Linked DNA regions of Homo sapiens: region 2 is linked to region 1. A link is an interaction called in ENCODE POLR2A ChIA-PET data of the cell type or tissue named here. Cell type or tissue: B cell. All regions are shown on one strand. Links, peaks and the distances in the headings refer to the core of each region. The heading gives the core; the rest is flanking DNA. Region 1 overlaps IDH2-DT (IDH2 divergent transcript). Region 2 overlaps IQGAP1 (IQ motif containing GTPase activating protein 1).

Evidence for each region. Peaks named below come from ENCODE experiments on the same cell type or tissue, not always from the same donor. Only the 100,000 strongest peaks of a DNase experiment are listed, where the experiment ranks them.
Region 2: POLR2A ChIA-PET joins it to region 1 with 5 read pairs; 4 of 35 experiments call an interaction of 5 or more read pairs at or near these places.

The regions. Positions count from the first base shown.
Region 1 is chr15:90,116,197-90,127,589 of GRCh38, forward strand. All of the region lies in intron 2 of IDH2-DT (IDH2 divergent transcript), which reads left to right. Among named protein-coding and RNA genes, the nearest start is that of IDH2, 19 kb to the left of the region's middle. RefSeq lists an enhancer at 5,391-5,890. In B cell, for the core only: no CTCF peak of the experiment used is centred there; no DNase peak of the experiment used is centred there.
Region 2 is chr15:90,388,368-90,399,760 of GRCh38, forward strand. IQGAP1 (IQ motif containing GTPase activating protein 1) reads left to right here. Exons shown (of 38, transcript NM_003870.4): 1 at 1-29; 2 at 2,407-2,506. Among named protein-coding and RNA genes, the nearest start is that of IQGAP1, 5.8 kb to the left of the region's middle. RefSeq lists a silencer at 1-378 and enhancers at 6,662-7,163, 7,164-7,663. In B cell, for the core only: no CTCF peak of the experiment used is centred there; no DNase peak of the experiment used is centred there; H3K27ac peaks cover 1,609 bases.

The DNA of each region.
Region 1 (11,393 bases), core at 3,081-7,080:
ATTTAGGAGCTGTCTTTTTGATAGTGATTTTATGTTTTATTGCACTGGGTCTTGCTAAAGAAAAAATGATTCATGATGCTTGTTAAAGATGGCAAGGCAGGTTTTATCCAAGGTGAGCTATGGTGATAGGTTTAGGGACCACTGTGATGGGGTCTTGTAGTGGGGGAGAGAGTGGACTCAACTCCAACTCCAACAAGGACAAGTGGGGATCTATAACCAAGGAGCGGGGGGTTGAGTATCAGTGGATGGAAAACTACTAAAAAGAAACATCGAGGATAAAAGGGCTTCTGTTCTGGCTAAACTGACTGATAGCATTATTGCTGAAGGCAGGCCAGGGTGATAAGATATCAAAGGGGGTCAGATACCAAGGTTGGGGCCTGCCTTCCTTCTTTTTTCCTTCCTTCCTTCCTTTCCTTTCCTTTAATTTCCCCTTTCCTTGTTCTTTTCCTTTCCTTTCTTTCTTCTTTCTTTCTTTTTTATTGAGACAGGGTCTCACTCTGTCACCCAGGCTGGAGTGCAGTGACACGTTCTCGGCTCACTGCGGCCTCGACCACCTGGACTCAGGCGATCCTCCTGCCTCAGCCTCCGAATCGCTGGGACCACAGGCATGCATCCTAATTTTTTTGTATTTTTTATACAGATGGGTTTTCGCTATGTTGCCCAGGCTGATGCACCCACCTTGGCCTCCCAAAGTGCTAGGATTACAGGCGCAAGCCACCGTGCCTGGCCTAGATTTTGTTAAACTGACTTAGCTGGTCATTTGCTCAAACTGGATTCTACAAAGATAGAGAGGGAAGCCCGAGGTCAGGCCTATGGAGGCAGAGGACTCAGAGGAGGCTGACTGAAGTTTTGGCCAAAGGGAAGTCTTTGTTAGTTTATAATTTGTCCTCTTTGACATGTATTGACTCTTCTTTGGTGGTCCAATGTGTGGTCAAATGTGTAAGTTCCAGGTGTTTTGGTTTTGTTGTTGTTTGACATAAGGTCTCACTCTATCACCCAGGCTGGAGTGCAGTGGCATGATCTCGGCTCACTGCAGCCTCGACCACCTGGACCCAGGCAATCCTCCCACCTCAGCATCCCAAAGTGCTGGGATTACAGGCGTGAGCCACTGCACCTGGCCTTTGTTTGTGTTTTAAGAGATAGAGCCTTGCTATGTTGCCCAGGCTGGGCTTGAATTCCTGGGCTCAATTAATCTTCCTGCCTCAGCCTCCCAAGTGGCTGGGACTACAGGTTCATACCACCACACCCAGTTCTAGGTATTCTTTTATTTATTTTTTATTTGATTTATATATTTTTTTTCTGAGATGGAGTCTCGCTCTGTCACCCAGGCTAGAGTGCAGTGGCCCGATCTCGGCTCACTGCAACCTCTGCCTCCCAGGTTAAAGTGATTCTCCTGCCTCAGTCTCTGAGTAGCTGGGATTACAGGCATGCGCCACCATGCCTGGCTAATTTTTGTATTTTTAGTAGAGACAGGGTTTGCCTATTTTGGCCAGGCTAGTCTCGAACTCATGACCTCAGGTGATCTGCCCACCTTGGCCTCCCAAAGTGCTGGGATTACAGGTGTGAGCCACCGCATCCAGCCCTAGGTATTCTTTTTGTTGTTGTTGTTGATTTGTTTTGTTTTTTAGCAGAGACAAGGTCTTGCTATGTTGTCCAGGCTGGTCTTGAACTCCTGGACTCAAGCAATCCTCCCACTTCAGCCTCCCAAAGTGTTAGGATTACAGGTGTGAGCCACTACACCCAATCTTTTCCGATTTTTTTTTTTTTTTTTTTTTTTTGGCAGGGGGAGATGCATTAGAGTGCAGTGATACGATCACAGCTCATTGCAGCCTTGACCTCCTGGGCTCAAGCAATCCTTCCACCTCAGCCTCCCAAGTAGCGCCACTGAAATCTATGTTCTTGTAAGTTTTTATAAGCTATTTGTTTCTAAGAGAGGTGTTAAGACTGCCCAGTGTGATTGTGGATGTGTTCATTCCTCTTGGTAATTCCATCCATTTGTGCTATATATATTATGAAGTTTTCTTAAGTGTTATGCTCATACCTGTTATATTTTTCTAGTAAATTACTCCTTTTATCATTAAATAATGATTCTCTTTATACCTAAACTTGCGTTTTGCCTTAAGATTTATTTTGAACTATTGTATATTGCTACACCAGCTTTACTTTGGTCCGTATTTGCCTGATACAACTTTTTTCATGCCTTTTACTTTTAATTTTTTATGTTACATATTTTATGTGTATCCACACATAGCTGAGTTTTGGTTTTGTAACATACTTTGAAAGTCTGTCTTTTTTTTTTTTTTTTTGAGATGGAGTCTTGCTCTCTTGCCCAGGCTGGAGTGCAGTGGCACAAGCTCGGCTCACTGCAATCTCCGCCTCCAAGGTTCAAGTGATTCTCCTGCCTCAGCCTCCCCAGTAGCTGGGATTACAGGTACGAACCACCAGGCCCAGCTAATTTTTGTAGTTTTAGTAGAGATGGGGTTTCACCATGTTGGCCAGGCTAGCCTCAAACTCCTGACTTCGTGATCTGCCTACCTCGGCCTCCCAAAGTGCTGGGATTATAGCCGTGAACCACTGTGCCCAGCTGAAAGTCTTTGTCTTTTATAAACATATTTACACTGTTCACATTTATGGAGATTGCTGAATATTTTTTACATTTCTATCACTTTATTTTGTACTTTCTATTTGCCATGCTTTTCTTTTGCTTATCTATTTATTTATTTATTTTGGAGACAAGGTCTCACTCTGTTGGCCAGGTTGGAGTGCAGTGGTGTGACCGTAGCTCACTGCAACTTCAGGCTTCTAGGTCAAGGGATCCTCCCACCTCAGGCTCCCAAGTAGTTGGGACTATACGCCCATGTTACCACGCCTGGCCTTCTTTTGCTTCTTTTCACATCCTTTTAAGCTTTCTATCGGATCAGCCAAGATTTCTTTATTCTCCTCTACCTCCCTTACTGGTATGGAAATGATATGTTCTATTTCTACCTGTTTAGAAATTAAATTCAGACTTGGGAACCCACATCTATAATCTCAGCACTTTGGGAAGCTGAGGCAGGAGTATCACTTGAAGCCAGGAGTTTGAGACCAGCCTGGGCAGCATAGCAAGACCCTATCTCTACCAAAATTGAAAAACAATTAGCCAGATGTGATGGCACACACCTGTAGCTACTCAGGAGGCTGAGGCAGGGGGATCCCTTGAGCTCAGGTCAAGGTGGCAGTAAGCCATGATCACACCACTACACTCTAGCCTGGGTGGCAGAGCAAGACCCTGTATCAGAAAGAAAAAAAAGAAAAAGAAAGAGAGAGAGAGAAGGAAAGAAGGAAAGAAAAGAAAAGAAAGAAAGAGAAAGAGGGAGGGAGGAAGGGAGGGAGGAAAGGAAAGAAGGAAGGAAGGAAGGGAGGAAGGAGAAAGAAAAGAAAAAGGGAAAGGGAAGGGAAGGAAAAATTAAATTCTTGACTTTACAAAGTTTAAAACTCATTATTTTATTTATCCTTCTTAAAAATATGAGAAACTTAGATTATTTCTCTCCAATTCTCCCATCTTTCATGTTATTAGTCCATAATATTTTAGTTCCAGTGGGAGTTCTAAGCCTCCTCATTTTTCTTTTCAAGTAGATGTATAAACATGTTTGCACCTTTCTTTCTTTTTTCATAGAGACAGGGGTCTTCCTATGTTGCCCAGGCTGGTCTCAAACTCCTGGGTTCAAGGGATCTTCCCACCTCAGCTTCCCAAAAGTGCTGGGATTACAGGTGTGAGCCACCCAGCCATGCCAGTTTCTTTACTCAGCATTGTGTCTTGAATTTCACTCCTGCCTCCTGGGTTCAATTTCCTAATAACTGAAAGGTGTCATTCAACAGGTCTTTTAACAAAAGTCTGTGAGAATTAAGTTTCTCTGTTTCAACTTGTTTTATTTTACTCTCACTGCTAAGGTCTAAATGTCTCACAGAATTCATGTATTAAAATTTAATGGCTGGGCCAGGCGTGGTGGCTCACACCTGTAATCCCAGCACTTTGGGAGGCCAAGGCGGGCAGATTACTTGAGGTCAGGAGTTCAAGACCAGACTGGCCAACATGGCAAAACCCCGTTTCTACTAAAAATACAAAAAAAAATAGCCAGGAGTCATGGTGCATGCCTGTAATCTCAGGTACTCTGGAGGCTGAGGCAGGAGAATCACTTGAACCCGGGAGGCGGAGGTTGCAGTGACCCGAGATCCTGCCACTGCACTCTAGCCTGGTCAACAGAGCAAGACTCCATCTCAAAAAAAAAAAAAAAAAAAAATCAATGGCCAGTGAGATGGTATTAAGAGGTGAGGCCCTAAAGGCTGAGACAGGAGAGTCGCTTGAACCTGGGAGGCGGAGGTTGCAGTGAGCCAAGATCGCGCTGTACTCCAGCCTGGGCGACAGAGCGAGACTCCGTCTCAAAAAAGAAAAGAAAACAACATTACCTGCAACCCAGAAACCATCCTTAAGTTCTCTCTTAGACATTATTTTTCCAAATTCCCCAAAGGTCACTACTACTATCCTAACTTCTACTAAAATGATTGATTTTGCCCATTTTTATTTTTGTGTAAATAAAGTCATACAGTATATACTCTGTTGTGTCTTTTTCTCAACATTACATTATAAACTTCATTCATGTTTTTGCATGTAGCTGTAATTTACTAATTCCGTTGCTATCTAAAGTTGCATTTTATGAACCTGCCATAATTTATTTCTACTATTTGCATTCTACTATTGATGAACATCGGGTGTTTACAGTTTGGGGCTATTACTAACGATGCTTCTATGAACGTTCTTACACTTATCTTCTGTACATATATACAAAATTCTGTGGAATAATACTTATGAGTGAATTACTGGGTCATAGGACGTACACATACATATATAAAGTGTTCAGTTTTAATAGACACTGCCAACTTTTCAAATTGATTGTCTAATTTATATTCTACCAGCAAAGTATGAGAGTTTCAGTTTCTCTACAGCACTGATAACAGCATTGTCATTCTTTTCAGCTTTAGTTATTCTGGTGGGTGTAGTGGGAGCTCAGTGCGATTTTTAAATTGCATTTCCCTGGGGACTAATGAGATTGAGTTCCTTTTCATATGCTTATTAGCTATTTGGATATTCTCTCGTGAAGCACCTGTTTCAAATCTTTTGCCTGTTTTTCCATTGGCTTTTCTGCTTGTTTGTGATTTGTAGGAGTTCGATATACATTTTTTTTCTTTTTTCTTTTTTTTTTTTTTTTGACGGAGTCTCGCTCTGTTACCCAGGCTGGAGTGCAGTGGCGCGATCTCAGCTCACTGCAACCTCTGCCTCTCAGATTCAAGCAATTCTCCTGCCTCAGCCTCCTGAGTAGCTGGGATTACAGATGTGCACCACCACCCCCAGCTAGTTTTTGTATTTTTAATAGAGACGGGTTTTGCCATGTTGGCCAGGCTGGTTTTGAACTCCTGACCTCAGGTAATCTGCTGCCTCGGCCTCCCAAAGTGCTGGGATTACAGGCATAAGCCACCACGCCCAGCCTTGATATACATTTTGATATGAGTCTCCTTATTTATGTATTTATTTATTTATTTTGAGACAGAGTCTTGCTCTGTCACCCAGGCTGGAGTACAGTGGCGTGATCTCAGCTCACTGCAACCTCCATCTCTCAGGTTACTCAAGTAATTCTCCTGCCTCAGCCTCCCAAGTAGTTGGAATTACAGGCACACGCAACCATGCCCAGCTAATTTTTTTTTTTTTTTTTTTTTTTTTTTTTGGTAGAGATGGGGTTTCACCATGTTGGTCAGGCTGGTCTCGAACTCCTAACCTCAAGTGACCCACCTGCCTCAGCCTCCCAAAGTGCTGGGATTACAGGCATGAGCCACCACGCCCAGAGTCTCCTTTTTGGATGTATGTGTTGCAAATGTCCTCTTACTCAATGGCTTGCTTTATTTTTTTAACACATCTTTCGATGCACAAAAACTCTTAATTTTAATGTAGTCCAACTTATTGACCTGAGAAAAGAAAAATAGCTCAGAACAGTCTGAGCTATGTGAAATTGTATACAAAATTGATCAGGCCCAGAGAGACTTGAGTATGGGACTTCAGTCACAGCTCCCCAGGCCCTCCCACATTCAGGCCTGGGGCACCTGTTTAAAGGCCTTTTTTTTTTTTTTTTTTCCTTATCTGTTATCTTCATGTCCTGGAATTCCTGATACAAAAAAAATCAATGGATAGCCAATCAATAGCTTATATTATTTTAATGTAAATTCTTGGTAGACCATTTAGGGACTGCTTCTCCTTTTTTCCTTTAAAAACCCATCTGTAAATATTGCTAATTGGAGCATTTATTCAGGGCAACTTGAATCTGTGCTCCCAGGTTGCAGTCCTCAACTTGGCCCAAATAAACTCTCTATTTGTATAAATGATTTTCCCTCAGTTTTTTCCTCTAGGTCGACATATCTTTTGTTTATTTGTTTGTTTGTTTGTTTTTTGAGATGGAGTCTTGCTCTGTTGCCCAGGCTGGAGTGCAGTGGCATGATCTCAGCTCACTGCAACCTCTGCCTCCCAGGTTCAAGTGATTCTCCTGTCTCAGCCTCCAGAATAGCTGGAATTACAGGCATTTGTCACCACGCCCAGCTAATTTTTATATTTTTAGTAGAGACAGGGTTTCACCATGTTGGCCAGGCTGGTCTCAAACTCCTGACCTCAGGCGATCCACCTGTCTTGGCCTCCCAAAGTGCTGGGATTACAGGTGTGAGCCACCACGCTCTGTCAACATATCTTTTATGTTTATTATTTCTATGTCCTATGTAATAAATCTTTTCCTATCCCAAGATTGTGAAAGTATTCTCCTATAGTATCTTCTAGAAGACTTATGCCTTTTTGAAAACTCCTATAGGCCGGGCGTGGTGGCTCACACCTGTAATCCCAACACTTTGGGAGGCCGAGGTGGGCGGATCACGAGGTCAGGAGATCGAGACCATCCTAGCTAACACAGTGGAACCCCATCTGTACTAAAAACACAAAAAATTAGCCGGGCGTGGTGGCATGTGCCTGAAGTCCCAGCTACTCGGGAGGCTGAGGCAGGAGAATCGCTTGAACCCAGGAGGTGGAGTTGCAGTGAGCCAAGATTTCGCCATTGCACTCCAGCCTGGGCAACAGAGTGAGACTCTGTCTCAAAACAAACAAACAAACAAACAAACAAAAAACTTCTATAGTATCTTCCTAAAGTACAGAAGCTTTAGGCTTTTTTAAAACTTTTACAATGATACCTATAATTAATCTAGAATTGATTTGTATCCACCCTGATTTCAGGTATGTTTAAATGTGAAAAACAATGTGTTCTCAAGAATTGATAAAAGTTATTTTTTTAGCCCTCATCTGTTACTTAACACTTTAGGGCATTTTTCTTTGCCATTAAATATTCTTCTACAACATATTTTTAAATTGTAAATTGGCAAATTACCATTGTATATGCTATGGGTTACAAAGTGATGTTATGGGCTGGGCACCAGTAACTTAAGCACTTTGGGAGGCCAAGGTGGGAGGATTGCTTGAGTTCAGGAATTCAAGACTAGCCTGGGCAATATTGTGAAACCCCCATCTCTTAAAAAAAAAAAACAAAAACCAAAGTGATGTTATGATTTATGAATACAATGTAGAAAAATTAAATCAAGCTAATTAACATATCTGTTACCTCAAATTCTTATAATTTTTGTAGTGAGAACATTTGAGATTTACACTTAGTGACTTTGAAATGTACAGCACATTATTATTTACTATATTCACCATGCTGTGCAATATATCTCAAAGAAAAAAACTTATTCCTCCTGTCTAATTGAGGATTTGTACCCTTTGACTATCATTTCTCCCAAGGTTTTGTTTTGTTTTGTTTTGTTTTTTTACTAGCAGCCTAATAGTCCATTATATTCCTCTCACTGGAGCAGGGGCTCTGGAATCAGTCAGGTTAATATTCTGTCCTCACCTCTTAGGAACTATGTAACTTTTACCTTTTTTTTTGAGACGGAGTTTCACTCTTGTTGCCCAGGCTGGAGTGCAATGGCGCGATCTCGGCTCACCACAACCTCCGCCTCCCAGGTTCAAGCGATTTCCTGCCTCAGCCTCCTGAGTAGCTGGGATTACAGGCATGCACCACCACGCTTGGCTAATTTTGCATTTTTAGGAGAGACAAGGTATCTCCGTGTTGGTCAGGCTGTTCTCTAACTCTTGACCTCAGGTGATCTGCCCGCCTCAGCCTCCCAAAGTGCTGGGATTACAGGCATGAGCCACCGCACGTGGCTGAACTATGTAACTTTTGACAATAATTTTACTCTCTAGGCTTTAGCTCTTATGGGAGATGGCCAGGTCTTGAACTGAGTTAGTTTCATAGTTGGATCTCAACCCCTAATTGATTGAGTTAGAAGCCCTACATCAACTGAAATAGTGGATCATTAACTCTAGAACAGTCTTATTTACTCATAAAAGTCTCCTAAAGACCTAGGATAGGTCACATTTTGAGAGTCCACAGTTTTATCTACTGTGACTAAGAACAATAAAACTACATGAAACAATGCCCTGTGGTGTTTAAAAGCTGTAGTCAGGGTTGGCAGCATGAAGGAGTGGCAATTGAACCACTTAATTAAATTCCCTTATCAGATGATCAGATTATTGTTTATCAGTAGAGCTAGTGATTAAGTGAGGCCTCCAACCTTGTCCTAGCTGGTTGCCTTGGGAGAGTTTCCAGACTTCTCCGTGGCTCACTTTATCATCATCTGTAAAATGGGTAGAGTAACAGCTTAGTACCAACCTCATAGTAATGTGCTGGTTAAAATATACTCAGCTGGCTGGGTGCGGTGGTTCATGCCTGTAATCCCAGCACTTTGGGAGGCCAAGACGGGTAGATCACCTGAAGTCAGTAGTTTAAGACCAGCATGGCCAACATGGTGAAACCCCGTCTCTACTAAAAATACAAAAATTAGCCAAGCGTAGTGATGCACACCTGTAATCCCAGCTATTCGGGAGGCTGAGGCAGAAGAATTGCTTGAACCCAGGAGGTGGAGGTTGCAGTGAGCTGAGATAGCACCATTGCACTCCAGCCTGGGCAACAAGAGCGAAACTCCGTCTCAAAAAATAATAGTAATAAATAAATAGTACTCAGCTGGCTGGGTGTGGTGGCTCATGCCTATAATCCCAGCACTTTGGGAGGCCAAGGAGGGTGGATCACTTGAGCTCGGCAGTTCAAGACCAGCCTGGCCAACATGGTGAAACCTTCTCTACTAAAAATACTAAAATTAGCCTGGCATGGTGCCATGTGCCTGTAATCCCAGCTACTGGGGAGGCTGAGGCAGGAAAATTGCTTGAACTTGGGAGGTGGAGGTTGCAGTGAGCTGAGACTGCACAACTGCACTGCAGTCCAGCCTGGGCGGCAGAATACAATTGTGTCTCAAAAAAAACAAAAAACAAAAAACAAAACTCAACTGAAGATGGACGCAACATGTGATAAGTGATGAATAATGGCCACCATCATTCTCATCTCTGGCTGGGGTAGGACTAGTGAGATCGGGACGTGTAAGGTAGCTCACTCAGATATTGGGTTAGGGAGACCCAAAAAACTGCAGTGGAACTCAGGCGCTGTTCATGTGGGGCAGATGGCTAATACTGAAACTCACAAGAAATGGCTAACAACAAACTTCCTAGAAATCAGTTTGTTTGGGCCAGGTGCAGTGGCTCACGCCTGTAATCCCAGCACTTTGCAAGGCCAGGGTTGGTGGATCACATGAGGTCAGGAGTTCAAGACCAGCCTGGCCAACATGGTGAAACCCCATCTCTATTAAAAAATACAAAAATTAGCCAGGGATGGTGGCACGTGCCTGTAATCCCAGCTACTTGGTAGGCTAAGGCAAGAGAATCACTTGAACCCAGGAGGCGGAGGTTGCACTGAGCCAAAAAGGCTCCACTGCCCTCCAGCCTGGGTGACAGAGCAAGATTCCGTCTCGGGGGAAAAAAAAAGAAAGAAATCAGTTTGTCCAATGAGGTGCTGGCAAATGTTTAACAACCAGCTCCAGTGCGGGGGGTGTGTGTGTGTGTATGTGTGTGTGTGTGTTTGCTAACTTGTAGCATTTGCTGATTTCGGTAGTGTAAATATTTCCACCATGGCCAATTTCAAACTACCAACACAGCATCACTGAACAGAGTTGTATATTTCCATCTATAATATTTCCACCATATAGATGCAACAGACATAAATGTCCTCAAATGCATAGATACTAGTAAAATATAGTAAAATAATTAGAAAGTGATGAGTTTGAGTCTTTTAATATAATCATAAGTTTATATAACTTAATTTTTAATAATGGCTATGTGTAACAACTGGCTTGCAAAATTCTTGAGAATTTAACAGTTGGCTCTCATGAGCCTGTACAAGCTGGCTCCAGACACCACTCCAGCCACCCCATGTCTCCTTTTGGATCTTGTGGAGTATAGCCCAGGACGTGGCAACTGCACAAGAGCTTAGGGCAGCTTCAATATCCTTCTTAGGGACTCCTTCCTCTGGCAATTGTGTCCCCCTCCTGGAGGACACAGCCCCAGAGGTGACCTTTTCCCTTCCAGGCTCCAAGCTGTTTAACATTCTCATCCACCAGCACCTCCCCCCACTGCAGGGCGGCTATTTCAGGAATGCCGGGACGTGCACGTAGGGCATCCTGGCCAGCCACTTGCTGGCCAGCCACTTGCCGAATGCACCCTGTCAGGTGCTCACAAGGTCGTCCAGATGGCTAGAAAGAGAGCAGCAGCCTTAGGAAGGGGCTGCCTGCTCCTAGGCTCACAGCCCCTTGATACTTGCATTCTCTAATTAGGAATGCCTTGGCCAACAGACCCTAGAAGTCCACTGCCCTCGTGTATTTCAAAACCTGGATCCAAACTACCATTTCTTAGTTTCATCTCACTTCTGCCCATTGCTTCTCTACCCCTGCAAGTGACAACAGAGACAGTCATAAATAATGTTGGCAACTTCACGCACGGAGTGCTTGCTCTAGAATTATCCTATTTAATCCTCATAACAACCCTATGAAGTAGGTACTATTTTTATCCCAGTTCTGTAGATGAGAAGTCCAAGACTTGGGGTGGTATGTTAACTTGCCCACAGTCATATAGAAGGACTGTCTGGGGAACCCAAGTGTCTTAATCAGTGTTTTTTCTTTTACTTTTTTTTTTTTTTTTTTTGAGATGGAGTTTTGCTCCTGTTGCCCAGGCTGGAGTGCAATGGTGCAATCTTAGCTCACTGCAACCTCCACCTCCCAGATTCAAGTGATTCTCCTGCCTCAGCCTCTCAAGTAGCTGGAATTATAGGCACCCGCTACCATGCCCAACAAATTTTTGTATTTTTATTTTATTTTATTTTATTTTGAGA
Region 2 (11,393 bases), core at 4,449-8,448, 270 kb after region 1:
GCTGGGCGTGGCCCGGCCGCACTATGGCTGTGAGTGCGGGGCTCCGCGGCGCGGGGGCTTCGGGCTGGGCTAATTGCAGACGAGGCGCGATTTTCCTGGGGGCTCGGCCGGGCGGGTGGGGCAGGGCGGCTGCCGGCAGCTCGGACCCGGAAGAGCCGTCCCGGTGGGGCGGCGGGCGGCGGGCGGGGAGGCCCCTGGTTCGCGCCCCCTCGGGGTCCGAGGCGGCGGAGAGGACCCCCGAGGCCTCCCGCCTTAGCTGGGGCCGCGGTAGGGGGAGCCCCACCCAGCGCCTCTCGCCGCCCAGGCTCGGCCGAGATTGGGGAAGACGGCCTAGAGTGAGGTGGCAGGATGACCGCGCAGGGCGTGTCCCGGGGATTGGGGGTCTGGGTACGCGGGCTCTGCCCGTTTCGTGGAAAGGCGCTGCCCTAGTGTTGCCTGCGGGGTAGACCCAAGGGATAGACCAGGGTCCAGACCTGTCCGGTCCCAGGCTAGCTACGAGGTGCCGTCCTGGGCAAGTCACTTCAGTTTTCTCGGGCTTAGTTCCCTCCTCAAGATTTCAAAAGTAAAATAGTAATAAAGAAAAAAAAAAGAAGCAGAAAATCCTCTGACTTCCTCATTTTCTGTTGTCGGCCCTGGACGTCATTGAACTGCAGGCAGGATTGGCTAAAGGAGGACCCTTTGGGATTTTGAGGTTTTCGGTTTTATTTTATATTGTGGGAATAATGTTCTTTTTTAAAGGATCAACATTTCACGCATCAACAGTTATACGTGAGGTATTGTGCCACGTTTGTGAAATTAAAGATGAGTAAGATCAGGCCCTGTCTCCAAAGAGCGTTTTAATCAGAGAGTCAGGTGTGCAAGCTAATGATTATAAGGTGCAATAATGATAAAAGATGCTGAACTTACTAGCCATACAGAGTAATGTAGGTAAGGAGAAGGGGCCTGGGGAAGACAGTATGAGCACGGGAGGTGACTTTTTTTTTTTTTTTTTTGGAGACAGGGGGTCTTGCTCTGGTCGCCCAGCCTGGAGTTCAGTGGTGCAATCTCAGCTCACTGCAAACTCCACCTCCCAGGTTCAAGCGATTCTCCTGCAGTCTCCCGAGTACAGGCGTCGGCCACCACACTGGCTAATTTTTGTATTTTTAGTAGAGACAGGGTTTCACTGTGTTGGTCAGGCTGGTCTCAAACTCCTGATCTCAAATGATCCCCACGCCTCGACCTCCCAAAGTGTGAGCCACTGCACCTGGCCTGAAGGTGACATTTGAACAGAGCCTTGAAGAATGCTGTGTAGAAAGTTTGACAGGTGGCCAGGCATAGTGACTCCTGCGTGTAATCCCAGCACTTTGGGAGTCCGAGGTGAGAGGATAGTTTGAGGCCTTGAGTTTGAGACCAGCCTGGGCAGCACAGTGAGACTCCATCTCTTAAAAAAAAAAAAAAAAATTAGCCAGGCGTGGTGGCCCATGCCTGTGGTCCCAGCTGCTTGGGGCTGAGGTAGGAGGATCATTTGAGCCCAGAAAGTCGAGGCTGCAGTAAGCCATGATTGTGCCACTGCACTCGAGCCGGAGTGACAGAACAAGACCCTGTCTCAAAAAAAAAAAAAAAAAAGTTTGATAGGGCATGTGGAACAAGAGACAGGACCTGAGGGAAGAGCATAAACAAAGGTATTGAAAGTAGAGGGATACTGTGTTGGGAACTGAGTGATGTAGACTGCACAGTGGTGGGAGGAAGGGAAGAGGAGAGTTTCCAAAAATAGTTGGGACCAGACTGGGAAAGGCCTTGAATGCCTTCCCAAGGAGTTAGGAATTTATTCCACACCTGGTGCCCATGAAGGAAGCAGATTGCTTCAAGGTTAAGCTCAGGCTTTGGAGACAGACTCTCCAGGTTTGGATTCAGGCCCTGTCACTTATTTGCCATGGGGCTGAGTTCACCCAGCCTCAGTTTCTTCGTCTGTAAAATAGGAGTGATAATCACAGGATTGTTGTGGGGTTTCAATGAGAGAATGCGTGTAAAATGCTTCGTACAATTACTGCCACTTATGTCTCAATAACTGCTGGCTTTGGTCATTAATAAAAGAGGGAAACAATATTATCAGATCTGTATTTAGAAGGAGTTCTGGCAGATAGGGACAGATTTGTGCCAAAATCTCAAGACAGTATTTTTCAAGATTACACTGAAACTTAGTACATATTTATATTATCATACATTTTTAAAAAGGTCAAGATGATTATAGTTGAAACCACATAGTTCTTTTTTTAAGAAAGTCATTGTAGTACACCTGGCTGGCTACACACTCATTAGTTATCCTGACTTTCTAGGTGAGTGGCAGGAAATTGATTCTGTGGCAATCTTTTATCACTCAGGAAGGCTACAGATCCTGGTGTTTACATTCTTTCTTTTATGTTGTAGCTGTCCTGGATAATGAAAGACTTACTGCAGAGGAGATGGATGAAAGGAGACGTCAGAACGTGGCTTATGAGTACCTTTGTCATTTGGAAGAAGCGAAGAGGTAAAGATTGGCTGGCTGGAGAGAAGATTAAGAGAAGGGAACTGATAATAGTGTGAATACAAATAAAGATTGCTTTGAGGCTGAACACAGTGGTCCATGCCTGTAATCCCAACACGTTGGGAGGCCGAGGTGGGGGGGAATCACTTGAACCCAGCTGTTTGAGACCAGATTGGGCAACATAGTGACACCCCATCTCTACAAAAAAATTTTAAAAATTAGCCAGGCATGGTGGTGCATGCCAGTAGTCCTAGCTACTCGGGAGCCTGAGGAGGGAGGATCACTTGAGTCCGGGAGGTCGAGGCAGCAGTGAGCCGTGCTCTCACCACTGTGCTCTAGCCTGGGTGACAAAACTCCTGTTTTTGGTGGGGGGAAAAAAAAGAAAAGATTTATTTGAGTATGTTATAGATGTAACTGGGAAGCTGGTGGTTGAGGGAATAAGTATAGGTAGGGTATTTATTTATGGCAATAAGTAGCCTTGATGAGAGTTTATCATGAATCACTGTGATGGGCATTTAAGTGTACTGAACGGTTTTCCAGGTTTCTATTGTTCAGTCTTATGCTTATTGTGCATGTTTTGGGCGTTACCAACTGTGGGGTGGAAATAGCATTTTTAGGATTTGAAGTTATTGGCTTTAATGTTTCACTTATGCTTCATGAATTTTGATTTATATATGAATTGAGTCTCCTCCTCCTATGACCTGCGGAGTGGCTGCTTGGTTTGGGAGGCTTAGAAGCGTGGTGCTGTTGGTGTAGGTCCATCTGTTTGGCAATATTCAGAGTCAGCATCCTCTGCATTCTTTGTGAAGTGAATGTAAAGCTGCTCTTTTCCTTTTTCAGATGCCCCACAACCTTGTGGTCTTAATTTTAGAGTGTCATTTTGTTATCAGTGATTCATTTCTTTTGTTCTGGTGCTTGTGTTCTTTTGCAGAGTCCCAGGGTAGATGTAATTATAGATCATGTATTCTATAAGTGAGCTTTGGTGGAAAAGTCAAGTGAGGGATAATGAAATATTTGTAATTAACGTTTAATAAAAAGGGTGTTTGAAGTGGTGCTAATAAACAAGTGTGTGTGTATGTGTGTATTTTAATTCTGAAAATCTTAAAATGCTACAAGAAAGTCCAGAGAACAGTACAACAAACATCATTGTATTCCAGAACTAACAAATGTTAACATTTGAGATATTTCCCTTTCCTCTAAAAACAAAACAAAACAAAACCAACATCGCTACATTTAAAGTCTTTTTTGTGCCCCTCTGGTCCCATTCTTCCTTCTCCTGGGGCAAACACTAACCTGTATTTTGCATGCCCTCTTGTGTCTAGGCTTCTTTTCTGAGCTTAAAACTTCCAGGAAACTGGAGCTTGGGTTTCAGTGATGACTTAAGTGAGGAGGATAACACTTGTCTTTCTAAATAATAGAAGATGACATAGCAAGGCATGCTATATCACTAGAAAAGGGGGCATTTTCTCATATGAAGTTTATAAGAAAACAAAAACTGTAAGATCTCTGCCATTTAAATTGTGGATTTCAAGGTTTGGAAGGTCAAAGAATTTGGAAGCTGCAGCTGTTCTGAGAGACCATCTTGTGCTCTGTGGAGCTTTGGTGATTCCACTGAGGTGACCTGGGGGTGAGAGGGAAGAGCTTCAACACACCTTCCTTCCCCCATCCAAAGTAGCTCTGCTTTTGTTTTACTGTTGAATTTCTTGAATAAAATTCACTTGTTACAGAGGGTGTTTTGGCTAACACCTCCCCTCCCCCAAACACTACCAATAACTAGTTCAACTGCTAATCTAGTTCAACCATCTCATTTAATGAAGAAACTGAAGCCTGAGTTTTTTGGTCTACTTGTAGTTTTCTTGATTGAAGAATGTTTCTATCTTTTTTTTTTTTTTTTTGTACAGTCTCGCTCTGTTGCCCAGGCTGGAGGGCAGTGGCGCAATCTTGGCTCATTGCAACCTCCACCTCCCGGGTTCAAGCGATTCTCCTGCCTCAGCCTCCTGAGTAGCTGGAATTACAGGCATCCGCCACTACGCCTGGCTAATTTTTGTATCTTTAGTAGAGACTGGGTTTCACCATAATGGCCAGGCTGGTCTCAAACTCCTGACCTCAGGTGATCCGCCCGTCTCAGCCTCCCAAAGTGCTGGAATTACAAACGTGAGCTGCTGTGCCTGGCCTCATCATTTTTTTAACTATGGTTGTTAACCAGGTGTGTGCATTAGAATCACCTGGGGAACTTAAAAAAAAAAAAAAATACACCTATCTGGGCCCTACCATAGAGATTGTGGTTCAGTAGGTCGGGGTGGGAGATCCAGACACATAGTAGTCCCTTGGTATCTGTGGGGGTTTGGTTCCAGGACACCTGCAGATATCAGAATCCACAGTTGCTCAACTTCCTTATATAAAATGGCATAGTATTTGCATATAACCTTAGCACATTGCATAATATATACTTGAAAACATCTCTAGATTACTTATCATACCTCTAGATTACTCTAGATATATCTCTAGATTACTTATCATACCTGATCCAATGTAAATGCTACATAAATAGTTGTTACACTGTATTGTTTTATTTATATCTTTCTTTATTTTTTTCTGACTGTTTTTGATCCATAGTTTGTTGAATCCATGGATGCAGAACCCATGGATAAGGAGGGCCGACTGTATTTTAAATGTCTCTAGTGATTCCGATGCTCCTTCCTTGGCCCCCACTCCTCCCCCTGTTGAGAAACAAGATTTAAAACTCTGCCTTATGCTGGGATATCATGACCTCAGTAGAATGTTACACTTCATCCTATTTCTTCATCAGGTTCTGCATTAGCCAGGCATTTTATTTTCAGCTACTCTAGAGCGTCTTTTTTTCTGTCAGGTGTTTTTTTCCAGTATAGGAAAGTAGCCCATTTCCTTTAAAGACCACCCAGCAGGCATGATCCCCTGAGGTGTTTTTTTGTTGAGTGCTTTTGCATACTTAAGGAGTAACTGACCTGGCCCGGTGGCTCACGCCTGTAATCCCAGCACTTTGGAAAGCTGAGGTGGGCGGATCACCTGGCGGTCGGGAGTTCGAGACCAGCCTGACCAACATGGAGAAACCCCCGTCTCTACTAAAAATACAAAATTAGTCGGGCGTGGTGGCGGGTGCCTGTAATCCCAGCTACTCGGGAGGCTGAGGCAGGAGAATTGCTTGAACCCGGGAGGCAGAGCTTGCGGTAAGCTGAGACAGTGCCATTGCACTCCAGCCTGGGCATCAAGAGTAAAACTCTGTCTCAAAAAAAAAAAAAAAAAAAAAAGGCAGTGGAGACATTTGTGATGATCTTCAGGTTTTTTTTTTTTTTTTTAAGGGAGGGCATAATAGTGGCATATTACCCTAGCACACCCTGCCCATTGGCCTGGCATCATGGAAAGGTGCCTGGTCTATTTTATGGAGGCAATCATAAAACTGGGTGTGGTGATTTTTGTTGTTGTTTAAGGCTTTGATTTTAAAAAATCAAGGTTGGAAGCACCTATTTAGATTGTAAACTAGAGAGGACAAAGGAAAGAAGCCTGGGAATGTTATGGTGAGAAAAGAGGACTAGAATCCCTGTCAGCCACCTATGTGGCTGCTGCCACCCCTAAAAAGTGTTGTGAGTGCACCAAGGACAAATGGCATGCTCTTCGTTATTAGTGAGCTATTAACCTCTTCCAGTTCTTTCTCCTACCTTGGTGAACCGGCCTGTATCTTGTGTGTTCCGAGGGCCCCTCTTTCCCCTCTAGCGCTAGACCCAGTTTGCCTTTTTGGTTTGGTTCCATCCTGTTTCCTCCATAACCTCCACCCCTCCCAAGTTGGAGGAGCCCCAATATCTGGGATTTACAGTAACTCTAAGGCCAGGAATAAAGATCATAGAGATTGGAGGGAGAAAAGCTTCCCCTCTTCAGTTCTATTTATAATACCTCTACTTCTACTAAAAGCTCCACCTTTTAGTACAGTGGCCCCATTGTGTATCCTAGGGCACTCCATTTTCTCCTCTGCCTGTAACAGAGCTCTTTCTTGGGAAAAGAGAGGAGTGTGTAGAGAGTGAATATGACTGTGTAGAGGCAGTGAGTATAAGTAAGAGAGTATAAGTGTAGAGAGACGAAAGTTTTCTGTGGCTGTGGGTTTGTGTTTCCCTGAAAGGTTAACTGGGAAAATTTAGGGGTAATTCCTATAAATGAGCACTGGGAGTGGTTGAGAAATAGAAAATGTAGAGATTTCTGCTTTTCTTCATTGTTTGGAGAGCAGCTTCAATATTGAAATTAAGCCGCTGTTCTAATGAGATATCACCTAACGATTCAAGGCTTTTTGCTAAGGGCTGCACAATAGATCAAGGATACATCTTAAATTATTATTTATGCTTAAATTGAAGCTTATTTTTATCCTTTTGCCTGTTCTTATTGAGTTTTACATTTGTTTAGGCTAAGGAGCGGGGTTTTTTTTGTTTTTTTGTTTTTTTTTGAAACGGAGTCTCGCTCTGTCGCCCGGGCCAGAGTGCAATGACGCTATCTCGGCTCACTGCAAGCTCCGCCTCCCAGGTTAACGCCATTCTCCTGGCTCAGCCTCCCGAGTAGCTGGGACTACAGGCGCCCACCACCACGCCTGGCTAATTTTTTGTATTTTTAGTAGAGACGGGGTTTCACCGTGTTAGCCAGGATAGTCTTGATCTCCTGACCTCGTGATCCGCCCGCCTTGGCCTCCCACAGTGCTGGGATTACAGGCGTGAGCCACTGCGCCCGGCCGGCTAAAGAGCAGTTGTATAGGAGCAATGAATACCGTTTCACTCAGTTGAAGGAGGTAACATTTAAATATGTGAGGTATGTTCAGTGCTTAGGTCTTGGACAGGAGGAAGTAACAGATCAGAATAAGGTTCAGGTGAAAAGAACCAAGAAGAGAACGTGTCAGGCAGGACAGAACAGGGAATTCTGCAAGTGAGAAGAAAGTACGATTAGTACTGGAAATGGAAGAAAATTCAGCTAGGTTAAAGGTCACAGGAAGAAAGTTAATTCCAGCATTCTCTGAGTTTCAGACAATTCCTGGTGTGCGCTTTCAAGTCTGTCATGGGCCACCTTTCTGCTGCTGAGTGCCCGTACCCTAGCTCAAGGAATAGGGCACACCCCTCTTGTAGAAGGGAAGGTAGGAACGCTGGCTGGTTGGAGACTGTCAGCAACTCCACGGTGATAAGTCGAGCTTAGCACTAAGTAGAAGTATGTCACTTTCTGTAATTTAGAGGAATTGAAAAGGTATCTTGGAAAGAAATTAGTTCTTGGGAACAAAGTCTTTTTTGTGCATATGTCTTTACTGTTGGCATAGAGCATTTTCTGGGATGGGCTCTTCAGATCTCCTCTCCCTGTAAGTGATTTCAGAATTCCATGAATGTTGGGATATGTCCAGGCTGGCACCCTGGGATCATGAAAATAGAAGTTAAGACATTTAAGAAGCAAGAAAACAAAATGGGTAGGTGAGGTGACTAGGAAGAATATCATGCCCAGCACTTCTAGAATTCTCAAAATGAGGAGCATCACTTAAATTTTGAGGGGGATCATTTTTAGGATGGTGACCCAAGCTCTCTTTGTACAGATGAGAAGTCTAGTTATCTCATGAGACCCAGTGTGACTAAAGGACCATAGCATGTAGCTGCGTAATGGCACGGTGGCACTAGGAGCTGATCCATTCATTTATTTATAATTACCAAGGGGAAGTATGGGGTGAGATTTATTCTTAACTCTTAAAATGGTGACATACACTATTTTAAGAATAAACCTCCATTCTTTTTTCGGATATTAATTTAGTGCAACGGCCTTGGACAGGCTCCACCATAAGAAGTGGGTTGCATTTAAAAGTGTATTTATTAAAAGTGGTTGAAGCTGAGTGCTTTTCTGTATTGTAACACTGTTGCAAATGGGGAGTATTCATTCCTAATGTGGCTGCCGAAAGCTTTTTACCCTACCATGTAGCTGAAAATTTAGCAAAAAAAATTTTTTTTTTTTTTGGAGACGGAGTCTCGCTCTGTTGCCCAGGCTGGAGTGCAGTGGTGCGATCTGGGCTCACCACAACCTCTGCCTCCCGGGTTCAAACGATTCTCCTTCCTCACCCTCCCGAGTAGCTGGGATTACAGGTGCCCACTGCCATGCCTGGCTAATTTTTGTATTTTTAGTAGAGATGGGGTTTGACCATGTTGGCCAGGCTGGTCTCCAACTCCTGACCTCAAGTGATCCACCCGCCTCGGCCCCCGCAAAGTGCTGGGATTATAGGCGTGAGCCACTGCACCCAGCCTAGCAAAATTTAAAATTAAGAAATGTAAAGAGTTGAACTAGTTAGTACCCATTATTATTAAGAAAAGTCATGTGGCTCTATATTCTCATAGTACGAATAATTAAGTAAAATAGAAATTCAAAAGTATGAATAAAATTTCTTTGAAAATCTTGAATGTTGAGATATCTTGCCACAGTGAAAAGAATCAGACTTTCTGTTTTGGCAGGTGTGAGTTCTGATTCTGGTTTTGCAAGTTGCTTAACGTCAGGGAGTGAGCCCAAATTTGTCCTTTGCAGAATGGGAACGCTATGCATCTTACAGAGCTGCTGTGATGGTTAATTGCTTGGCACAGTGAAATACAGTAGGCACTCAACAAACTTTTTTTTTTTTTTTTTTTTTTTTGAGACGGAGTCTTGCTCTGTCGCCCAGGCTGGAGTGCAGTGGTACAATCTTGGCTCACTGCAACCTCCGCCTCCCAGGTTCTCACCATTCTCCTGCCTCAGCCTCCCGAGTAGCTGGGACTACAGGCGCCTGCCACCACACCTGGCTAATTTTTTACATTTTTAGTAGAGATGGGGTTTCACTGTGTTAGCCAGGATGGTCTCGATCTCCTGACCTCGTGATCCACCTGCCTCGGCCTCCCAAAGTGCTGGGATTACAGGCGTGAGCCACCACGCCCGGCCTGAACTCAATAAACTTTTATCCAAGCACCTGGATAAAGGATATCCTGAATTTTTTCTTTTCTTTTTTTTTTTCTTTTTTTTTTTTGAGATGGAGTCTCACTCTTGTTGCCCAGGCTGGAGTGCAGTGGCACTATGTTGGCTCACTGTAACCTCTGCCTTCTGGGTTCAAGCGATTCTCCTGCCTCAGCCTCCCAAGTAGCTGGGATTACAGGTGCCTACCACCATACCCAGCTAATTTTTGTATTTTTTAGTGGAGACGGGGGTTTCACCATGTTGGCCAGGCTGGTCTCAAACTCCTGACCTCAGGTGATCCACCCGCCTTGGCCTCCTACAGTGCTGGGATTACAGACATGAGCCACTGTGCCCGGCCTCCTGAATTTTCACATTAAATCTGCAAAAGGAAAAGCAGATTTAATGTGAAGATGACAGGAATTTTCTGGGCACTTTCAAGGTCCTAAGGTTGGTAGCCCTAGTTTTTTCACTTCAGACCTTAGCTTTTATCTGAAGGAAAACACCAGAAACAGAAGATACTTCTAGGGAGTGGAATGGGGGTAGAGGGTGTGAGATTTCCTTTTTACTTAATACTGTACTATATATTTAAAATGCTTTTTACAGTGATAATTTTATAATAAAGGAAAAGAAGGGATTAAGTAAAAGGAAAAACTGTGTATATAATTTTTAGATATAATCACAAATTCAGATTTTTAAGTTACTACACAGATGTTCCTCGATTTAGGAGGGGGTTATATCCCAATATTGTAAGTCAAAATGCATTTAATACACCTAACCTACTGAGTATCATAGCCCAGTCCACCTTAATTGTGCTGAGAATACTGATGTTAGCTTACAGTTGGACAAAATTATCTAGCACAAAGCCTATATTACAATAAAGTATTAAGTATCTTGGCTGGGCGCGGTGGCTCACACCTGTAATCTCAGCACTTTGGGAGGCCAAGGCAGGTGGATCACTTGATGCCAGGAGTTCGAGACTAGCCTGGCCAACATGGTGAAACCTCATCTGTACTAAAAATACAAAAAACATTAGTTGGGTATGGTGGCGTGTGCTTGTAATCCCAGCTACTCTGGAAGCTGAGGCACAAGAATCACTGGAACTGGGAGGTGGAGGTTGCAGTGAGCTGAGATCACGCCACTGTACTGCAGCCTGGGTGATAGAACCAGACATTGTCTCAAAAAAAAAAAAAAAAAAAAAGTGAATATAGGAAATCTTCCTTGAAAAAACAAAGATACTCCTACCTCAGCTTCTCAAGTACCTGGGACTATAGGCCCACTTCACCTCACCTAACTAATTAAAAAAAATTTTTTTTTTTGTAGAGATGGGGTTTCTCTATGTTGCCAGGCTGGTCTTCATCTCCTGGGGCTCAGGCTATCCTTCGCTAAAGTGCTGGGATACAGGCGTGAGCAGCCACACCTGGCCTGTATTGTCTTAATTTACTATTTTCAGTGGCCATCTAATGTTCATAATTTATTTAGGTTTATTCCTGTTTAAAGTTCTATTGCTTTGATTGCTGGAGAGTTTAAACATTTTCTTACATATTTGTTTATCAGTATTATTTTCTTATGCAAATTTTCTGTTTTTGTTATGTGCCTGGCTTCTAGGGTCATGATGTTAACTTTTGTGAGCTCTTTTATAACATGGACTTGACTTTCTCTCGTATTTGCTACAAACATTTTCCCTTGATGTTTCATTGTATTTGTTTTCTTCATTGTAGTTTTAAATTTTATTGAGTTTAAATGTCAGTCTTTCGATTTGTAATTTCTTCTATCAACTCGAAGTCTAGATAGTTTAATTTCTCTAAAACCTTGCCAAAATTTTCAGTTTAATAATCGATTGGCTTACTTTTTATATATTTGTAGAGATGGGGTCTTGTAATGTTGATTGTAAGGGGAACTTATCCCGAACTTCTGGCCTTAGGTGATCCTCCTG